2 separate regions of the Homo sapiens genome follow, and region 1 is linked to region 2. A link is an interaction called in ENCODE POLR2A ChIA-PET data of the cell type or tissue named here. Cell type or tissue: OCI-LY7. All regions are shown on one strand. Region 1 overlaps ARIH1 (ariadne RBR E3 ubiquitin protein ligase 1). Region 2 overlaps HEXA (hexosaminidase subunit alpha).

The links. Peaks named below come from ENCODE experiments on the same cell type or tissue, not always from the same donor. Only the 100,000 strongest peaks of a DNase experiment are listed, where the experiment ranks them.
Region 1: POLR2A ChIA-PET joins it to region 2 with 5 read pairs; 6 of 35 experiments call an interaction of 5 or more read pairs at or near these places.

The regions. Positions count from the first base shown.
Region 1 is chr15:72,515,975-72,520,974 of GRCh38, forward strand. It overlaps ARIH1 (ariadne RBR E3 ubiquitin protein ligase 1), which reads left to right. Exons shown (of 14, transcript NM_005744.5): 2 at 2,093-2,160. Among named protein-coding and RNA genes, the nearest start is that of ARIH1, 44 kb to the left of the region's middle. In OCI-LY7, no CTCF peak of the experiment used is centred here; no DNase peak of the experiment used is centred here; H3K27ac peaks cover 519 bases.
Region 2 is chr15:72,364,936-72,369,935 of GRCh38, forward strand. The region is part of intron 1 of HEXA (hexosaminidase subunit alpha); the gene reads right to left. Among named protein-coding and RNA genes, the nearest start is that of HEXA, 8.6 kb to the right of the region's middle. RefSeq lists an enhancer at 1,250-1,399. In OCI-LY7, no CTCF peak of the experiment used is centred here; no DNase peak of the experiment used is centred here; H3K27ac peaks cover 977 bases.

The DNA of each region.
Region 1 (5,000 bases), 150 kb after region 2:
AGCACATTTAGGGAGCCCTTGCCCTAACCATATTAAATAAAAACATGGTGGTGGAAACTAGGAATCTGTTTTAACAAAACTTACCATAGTTACTTTTGATAAACCAATAACAGATTTGGGAACTTGTGGCTAGAAACAATATTTGGCACTAGCAACATCAAGTTATACTCCCTCCCCTCTGTTTTTTCCCTTTTTGCAAGTTGAGGCTCTTAACAATTCCTGAAATAGTTTACCCCAAGCACCCTATCCAGTGGTAGAAAATACAGTGTACTGGATGCCACAAAGTTATAGTCATGCAATTTTAGTTAATAACAGGAGACTTAAGTCTCTTGATTGATGGAGAGACTTAAGATTTAGCTTATTTTACATATAGCTAAATCTAAATTAGTGACTTTATTTCAGTTGTAGGCAAATCCTCTTGTTAAAACTTGTTTTTAATTTCTGAGTTCTTTTAAAAAAAAAGTTTTACATCACATTTCTAAGAGCTGGAGATGACAGTGTCTCTGTTTTCTGTTTTCTCTACAAATAAACGTATAACTTAGGATCAGTTAAAATATTTCTTTTCACATCTTAACTCTTATAGATGGGTGGTGTCTATCAGCAGTGCTCTGTTAAAGACAGATTCTTAGGGGAGTGTGGGTCCAGAGAAGTAAGGAGTACCTAGATTAGCAAAATGTACTAAGGTGAGTAAGTGAGTGTCTGTATCTTTGGCTTTTGGAGGGGAGTATGCATGTGTGTAAATTTTTCTGTAACAAATGGTACTGTCGAAAACAATTGACATACATTTCTTTCATGACACTATTTTTATACAAGATTACTTTAAATCTGTAGCTAACTACGGTCTGCTTGTGGTGAAGTAAAGTGGTTTTAGTCCACAGAGATCTTTTTTGGAAGGTTATTTGATGTAGTAAAATTATATATGAGATAAAAATAAGCAGACACATGTTTGAGTTCCACTTCTGCTATTGTAACTAGCTCTTGTATCTTTGAATGAGTCAGGCCTTGCTGACTTCTTAGGCCCCGTTGCATTTTGAGTTAAAATTTTGTGCACAAATAGTGAGCTCACTAGTTTCATGGGAAATGGAGATATTTGTGACAGCATTGAATGATAAGGCAGTAAACTTTGGTTTTATTTCATAGTGGTAACTTTTCTTTCTTGAAATAGCAGCCTAAAAGTATGCCCTGTAAACTACTATGTGGTACAGTATTTTTTCATTTTGGTTAAATATCTCTGAAGTATCCTTCTAACTTAAAAGTGATTTGAACTCATTTGAACTATTCAGTGTATAAGGTATTAAATTATTTTTTTAAAAGAGACTGGGTCTAACTATGTTGTCCAGGCTTCACTCGAACTCTGGGGCCTGAGATCCTCCTGCCTCAACCTCCTGAGTGGTTAGGACTATAGGCACATGCGATCGTGCCTGAGTGTTGGAAATTTTCCTTTTTTAAAACAAATTTTTTTTTTTTTGAGTCAGAGTCTTGCCCTGTTGCCCAGGCTGGAGTGCAGTGGTGGGATCTTGGCTCACTGCAACCTCCATCTCCCAGGTTCAGGTGATTCTCGTGCCTCAGCCTCCCAAGTAGCTGGGACTACAGGTGTGTACCACTACACCTGGCTAATTTTTGTATTTTTATTAGGGACGGGTTTTGCCTTGTTGCCCAGGCTGGTCACAAACTCCTGAGCTCAAGCAGTCAGCCTGCCTTGGCCTCTCTAAGTGCTGGGATTACAGGTGTGAGCACCCTGCCTGGCTGAAATTTTGATTACATTTAGTGTGCTGATGTGGCAGTCTGCTGAAATTATTTTTTTTTTGCAATTAAGACAGCGCCGGATTTACTATAGTAACTTACTTTCTGTTTAATTTCTTTTTGGCTTATTTTTAATCCTAAAGAAACCTGACATAGTAGTGTGGCAGACTATGTTTAAATAGTCTTGATCTTATCATTCAAATATATTTCCTTAGAGGAATAAAGAAATAACTCTAGGGATGGAAATTTGGGTGGAGTATTGTGGAAATTTAACTTCAACCTAGGAGTTCACTAAATGTCCATGAAGTGCTATTACCTTAAAATGACTTTTTTTCCCCTCCTTCTTTAGAATCCAGCAACTATCACAAGAATACTCCTTAGCCACTTCAATTGGGATAAAGAGAAGCTAATGGAAAGGTAAGGAACTATATTGTCAGCTTTGTACTTAGAAGTAACACAGAAAGCCTATTGAACCGAATTTACAAGAATCAAGTAAGGGAATTGATGAATATACCAGTATGTGGACAACCCAGTGTGCAACTAGTGACTGCTTTAATTTCTTGTATTCCCCTTTTGTAAATTTTGCAGTAAATTTAATGTTAGGGAGTTCAGTCTTAGTGTTTCTTTTTATTTGGGAGTATGTGTGTTTGGGGGTGTGCTTCAGTATCTTCTACATATATCCTCTTGGGTACCAAGAACTGAAAGCAGGTAGAGAAAAAAAGCACCTGATAACATTCTTGGAGTACATGAGTAAGATCCTCCTTTAATTACTTAAAAAGATTTCTTGCTCATCCGGGCATGGTGGCTCACGCCTGTGATCCCAGCACTTTGGGAGGCTGAGGCAGGTGGAACACGAGGTCAGGAGATTGAGACCACCCTGGCCAACATGCTGAAGCCCCGTCTCTACTAAAAATACAAAAATTAGCTGGGTGTGGTGGCGTATGCCTGTAGTTCCAGCTACTCAGGAGGCTGAGGCAGGAGAATCACTTTAACCTGGGAGGCGGAGGTTGCAGTGAGCAGAGATGGCGCTACTACACTCCAGCCTGGCAACAGAGCGAGACTCTATCTCAAAAAAAAAAAAAAAAAAAATTCTTGCTCACAAACCTTTAACCTGTTATTAGTAGCATTTATTCAGTAGAAACAAAATTGAGAAGTTGCTTAGGCTTTTCTGGCCACCAGACCAGGTGCTTGGACTGGTTCTCTGGTTTCAGGGCAGGATTCTATTCCATTGGGTTTTTAAAAATATTTTCTTTCTGAAAATCTTTATAGTTTTAAAAGAGAAGAAATTAGTGGGACTGGAGAATGACAGTATTAATGTCATTCTTAATCTTGTTCTGCTCTTTGGTTTGGAAATTTGTTTGAATGGAAATTTGGGACACTTGTTAATGGTGAGGTTGACAACTTATGTTTATTTCATTATCAATTCTAAATTTAATAAAAAATTAAACCTAGTTGTTGGGAACTGACAACCCATATATTATAGAAATAAATGGAAAGTATTTCCCATTTGATTTTAAAATTCAGAGAGTACTTTATAAAACATAAATAATACCGAGAATATCACCCCATTTCATACACCTTGTATCTATTAAATTACATTGTAAATAATATCTATTGTTACTATTAAATTACAATTTAATAGTAACAACTATCTCAAAACAAACACATACTGTATAAAGCTTTCCCATGGTTCATGAAGGATAACATGTTCAACTAGTTTGATTTTTCTTTTTATGCATTCTGACCATGTTTTTTTTGTTTTTTTTTTTTTTTTTTTTTTTTTGAGACGGAGTTTCGCTCTTGTTGCCCAGGCTGGAGTGCAATGGCGTGACCTCGGCTCACTGCAACCTCCACCTCCTGGGTTCAAGCGATTCTCCTGTCTCAGCCTCCCAAGTAACTGGGATTACAGGCGCCCTCCACCATGCCTGGCTAATTTTTGTATTTTTATTAGAAATGAGGTTTCTCAGTGTTGGTCAGGCTGGTCTCGAACTCCCAACCTCAGGTGATCTGCCCGCCTCAGCCTCCCAAAGTGCTGGGATTACAGTTGTGAGCCACTGTGCCCAGCCCTGACCGTATTTTTTGACATCAGTGGTGTTTCTTAATTTTGGTAACATTTACTTTCAGGTTTTTTTATTTGATGACACCTCTACTAGGAGAAAGAGTTTTTATCGTTTACTTGTGAAACTCTAATGAATTAACACTGATTTACTCAGAGTTTCTCTCATATTAATGTATTTCTCCAAGACATTCTGAATTTTATCCTATAACACTGCTGAAAATATTTTTCCATTAAATATTGTACTTAATATTTGTGTACTATTGGATTTAATGTTGTACTAAATTTTGTACTTTATATGGGAACTGTAGCTTCTGCTCAGTTTTTCTGGGAACCTTAAACTGTCTAAAAAAATAGGTGGTAAGTGTGAATTTAAATTAAAAGGAGGTTTCTGGGAAACTTCTGAGTATGTGAACGTTTCAGTTTCTCCTTGTAGTTTCTGTAGAGAAGCTATTGGATACCTAAAAGATTTATAATTCAGTCTTTAAATAGTGTCTTTAAAATCAATATGCAATATCTTTTTGTCTCATTTAATGATTTTCACATTATATTTTATGTTGTCTGCTATTAGCACTGCCACACTTTTTTTTTTTTTAAAGCATTTGACTGATGTATCTTTTCCATTTTTTAAATATTCAACCTTTCTGGGTTTTAGGAGTGTCTTTTGTAAATACCATGTAGGTGCCGTTTAAAAAAATCTGAATGAAAAAACTATTATCTTTTAATATCAGAGATTAACATATTCATGTTTTATAATTAATGTTTAGATTAAATTACTGTCATTTTAAGTTGTGCTTTATATTTGTTATGTTTTCTGTTCGCTTATTCTGTTGGCCTCATCAGATTTTCCTTTTTCTCGAATAATTTCAAATTTATATATGTATTCTATTTCAGTTTTTCTAGTCACTTTTACAATTTGTACATGCCTACTTACAACTATATAAAAGTTTCTAACAATATTTACTTGAAGTTTTAATCCATCCTCTGTACAAGACAAAAACTGTAGCATAAATTTTTTTCTTTGTCCTTTCCTTGTCCCTATCAGCTTGATAAGTTGATGTTTGAATTTTTTTTTTTCTTTTCTTTTTGAAACAGGGTCTCACTCTGTCACCCAGGCTGGAGTGCAGTGGTGAGATCATGGCTCACTATAGCCTTGACCTCCTGGACTCAAGCAATCCTTCCATTTCAGCACCCCCAGTAG
Region 2 (5,000 bases):
CTCAGCCTCCCAAACAGCTAAGACTACAAGCGTGCACCAGCATGTCAGGCTAATTTTTATTTTTATTTTTTGTAGAGACAGGGTCTCACTATGCTGCCCAGGCTGGTCTTGAACTCTTGGCCTCAAGCATTTCTTTGCATTTACTAGCCAAATTTTTTTTACTCTTTTTTTTGAGACGGAGTCTCGCTCTGTCGCCCAGGCTGGAGTGCAATGGCGCGATCTCGGCTCACCGCAAGCTCCGCCTCCCAGGTTCATGCCATTCTCCTGCCTCAGCCTCCTGAGTAGCTGGGACCACAGGCGCACGCCACCGTGCCCGGCTAATTTTTTATTATTATTATTATTTTTAGTAGAGACGATGTTTCACCATGTTAGCCAGGATGGTCTAGATCTCCTGACCTCATGATCCACCCGCCTTGGCCTCCCAAAGTGCTGGGACTACAGGCGTGAGCCACGGCACCCAGCCATTCTTTTTACTTTTTAAAGTTACTTTTCTTTTATTGACTTGTTGCAAATATCTGCCTCATTTTATCCCTTATTTTTTAACCTTATGCTTTCTTTTGCTTTAATTTTTATGTAGTCAAAGCTATGACTCTTTTCCTTTACGGTCTCTTTATTTGCTTACTTAGAAAGGCCTCCTCTACCCCTAAAATTATAATAATAGTTTCCTTCATTTCTGTCTAACACTTCAATGGTCTTTTATCTTCAGATCTTTAATCTCCCTGGAATTTACTTTTGAGTTTGATATGAGGTAAGGATTTATTTTTTTCCCAATTGGATAACCAGTCATCCTTAGGTATTTATTGACTAATACATCTTTTCACATTTGATCAGAAATACTTCTTTGATCATATATTAAATTCCCACATATATACACATGCTTGCTTGTCTCTGGAATCTATTTTCTTGGTAATCTTATTGTCAGGGAAATCCGCCATGTCATATCTCTACCATATTTTGTCACTTTGCCCAATATATAACCCCCTTTGCTCACTTCTGGTCCTGCACTTCTATTTTTATACATGTTGCTTCCTCTTCTCCACCAGACCACCTGTGTACTACATATCATTCACCTTGTAAACCCTCTGAGATCTTGTTGTGTAGTTACTTAATTACTCAGCCTCTTCTACTTCCTCCCTAACTGAAGCCTGGCTCTCCCCAGGAATACCACACACCACTTCCCCTACAACATGCTCTGAGAGGCAGCCACTTCCCACATCATAGGGTTGAGATATGGGGCTGCTTCTGGGTCATCCATTCCACCACCACCAAGTAATAAAACACCTTTCTTCTGTGGTTCATGTCATCCAGCTGTTAAATCTTCAGCTCTCCTTGTTACAACACTCTGTAGCTTCCTGATCACTTCTTTATTCACTTAATTTTTTTTTTTTTTTGAGATGGAGTCCTCCTCTGTTGCCCAGGCTGGGGTGCAGTGGCGCGATCTCAGCTCACTGCAATCTCCGCCTCCCAGGCTCAAGTGATCCTCCTACCTCAGCCTCCTAAGTAGCTGGGATTACAGGTGTGCACCACCACACCTGGCTAATTTTTCTATTTTTACAAATTAGACGGGGTTTCACCACATTAGCCAAGCTGGTCTCGAACTCCTGACCTCAAGTGATCCCACAGCCTCAGCCTCCCAAAGTGCTGGGATTACAGGTGTGAGCCACCATGCCCAACCTTATTTACTTAATACTTTGGATCCTGTTGCCCAGTATTCCTCTCCACCTCAAGGCTGGCTATTATCCTAGATGATTTTCACACCCAAGAGGAAGAACTAACCCATGTTCTGGCTTAGCAGTCATCCAACAACATCCTCCTCCTCCTCCTCAACCACCCTCCTGTGGTTGCCTTTTGGACCTTCTTCTCCTCGGAAGTGTTCAAACTCATTCTCCCAAGCTCTAGTACTACATAGCTAACTGTTTGCTTGATACCTCATAGTCAACACGTCAAAATCAAATTTACTTTTCATGATTCTCACTCTACCTCTCAACCTCTTAATTTCACTGTTTTTTTTTTGTTTTGTTTTTTGAGATGGAGTTTCACTCCTGTTGCCCAGGCTGGAGTGCAGTGGCGCACTCTCGGCTCACTGCAACCTCCACCTCCTGGATTCAAGCGATTCTGCTGCCTCAGCCTCCAGAGTAGCTGGGATTACAGGAATGCACCACTATGCCCAGCTAATTTTGTATTTTCAGTAGAGATGGGGTTTCTCCATGTTGGTCAGACTGGTCTCGAACTCTCGACCTCAGGTAATCCACCTGCCTCAGCCTCCCAAAGTGCTGGGATTACAGGTGTGAGCCACCACGACCACCAATTTAGCTCTTTTTACTCCTTCCCTTCCTCTCCTACTATTTTCCCTATCTTTGTTAATGGCAGCACGAGTGAATGAGAGCCAACATTCAAACTGCTAAGTCAGAAATCTGGGAGTCATCCTCAGCACCCTTTCCCTCCAACCTAACTCCCACTTCCAAGCAGCCACCTCCTAAATCTCTCTTCAGTCTTTCTAGTTTTCTCTGTCCTTACAGCCATCAACCCAACTTCAGCCACTACTCTCTCTTATCTAGACCACTGTTGGCAGCCTTTTAACTGGGTTTCCTGCCTCTAATCCCACTCTACAGCAAGCCCCAATGTAGCTAGAGTTTAGTCACATCACTTATCCTGTTGACTGGACTTTACTGGCCTTCTTTGACCTTAGGATAAAGCTCCATTCCTTACCAGGGCTTATTAGGCCATTTCATGACCTTTCCATCTATCACCTCTTTAGCTTCAGAACTTGCTGATCCACCCTAGAGTTGTGTACTTCAGCTAGACACCTTGAGTTCCTTGAATATGGCATGAAGGCTTCTCGCCTGTAGGCCTTTTCCACGCGCAGTTCTTTCTATGCGGAATACTATCTTCACCCCCACTAACTTCTACTTTTAGATCTCCTTCAACAGCTCTCTAGGAAAGCCTTTTCAATGTGCACTTTCTCCTTTTCCCCCCATACACTTAGGTCAGGTGTTCCTCTTCTGCACTCCCAAAGTACCTTGTGCTTCAGTTATCATAGAAAAATATCACACTCTGTCTGTATCCCCACTTCCAGAAACTGTAAATTCTTTAAGGACGGGGAAGTTCAATTTAATATTCCTTGGACCTAGTACTATTGACAATTAAAGTTACTTAATAAATACTACCTGTACTAAGAATAGATGGGAGGAAGGAAGAAATGCTACTGGAATCTGGTAACAATGGGCCAGGGATCAAAATATTCATAACCTGAGTGCTTATGAGTAACTAGATGTTAGAAGTTACTACCTATTTGAAGTAATTAACACTAAGATGTGATTAGAGCTTAATCCTGCCAGAGGCCAGTAGTTTTCCAAATTGCTAACTGGACTGACAAAGACGTGTATGAGTATATTACAAGACTGTACAGTGACAAAAGCAAAATTTATGCATGACTGGAATTTCTGCTCCATCCCTACAAGCTGTGTAACCCTGGGCATGTTACTTAGCCTCTATGTCTCCATTCTCAAAGATTGGGATAACACTGACCTCACAGAGCTGTTTATGAAGATTAAAGGGCAATAACATACATCAAGTGCCAGACAATAAATGCTAGTTTCCTTCCGTGTTCTACTTCCCTTTTCCCAATAAGACAGTTTTGCCCCAGCAAACCTCGACTCTCTCATTTGGCCAGAGGAGTCCTGGGGCAGGGTCTCCTATGGCAAAGCCACACTCTAGGAGCAGCTTCCCTGAAGGGTTTTTCATGAGCCTCTTATAGGAGACTGAAGGCTTCACTACTGTGAGATGCCATTCTGTATATGAACAGGCTGACACTTCAAAATACAAGAGGGACATGGCCTTAGAACTCTGAATCTCCCCCAACCTAGGACTGCAGCTCCAGGCAAAACAACAAAGCCACTAATGTGGAATCCTAGTTACAACAAGGACAAGGTTGAACAAACAGTAAGTAGTTAAACTTTTCATGCATAACAGTGTACCTAGTAAGGCATCTCTCTTACCCCCTCAATCCCAAGAGCTTTACAAAAGAAGGGGAAGGCTGCTTAATGACAGCTGACAAACACCCATACGTCCTGTATTTTTGAGTATACGCTTCCACAGAAAGGAGCTCTACACCACACCCAAGCCTAACCAGCCTCAAGATGTGGACACAACAATAGCATACAGCAGTTGGCTGGGGATCAGGGCTGAGTGTGTGGCCAGGAAGCTTAAGCAAATGCCACAGCTTGAAACAGGAACAAAGGACAAGAAGAGAGAAGACTCAAGTTCCTGACCCAATAATGGGTTTTATTCATTACAGCCAGGAATACAGAAGAAAATATAATCCATTTCTGTATTACAATGGACTGTAAACATGTAAACCTTGAGACAGCTCACACCACAGAAAACTCTTCACACATACACCTCTCTGACCCCTACAGACCCAACCTCCTTTCTTCAGCTGACTTTGTTGTCAGTGGCTCCAAAAAGGTCATGGAACCTCTTGAGGATGATGCAAATTGACTCTATTTTATCACTTATTTTCAGGACCAGTAGAAGAAATTTAGGAAACTGCAGAAACATAAGAGTGATCCCTTTCTTTTGTTTTTGTTTCTAGGTTTTTGTTTGTTTGTTTGTTTGTTTGAGACAAGGTCTGGCTCTGTTGTCCAGGCTGGAGTGCAATGACACGATCTCAGCTAACTGCAACCTCCACCTCCTGAGCTCAAGCCATCCTCCCACCTCAGCCTCTGGAGTAGCTGGGACTATAGGCATGAGACACCATGCCCAGCTTTATTTCTTAAAAGAAGTACTGGTAAGGCTGTAAAACTCCTTTCCCTCTATATAACAACAGGAAAGGGATTGAGGCTTATGCCTTGAACAGGCTAAGAAACAGACAACATGCCCTAGCATGAGACGGTTAAAAACAAACAACAACAAAACGACAAGGTATCCATTGTCAAAAACCTTCCAATGCTATGCTTCTCGCTCCTGTTTGGAGGTAAGGAACTGGGGTAGAAGGAAAT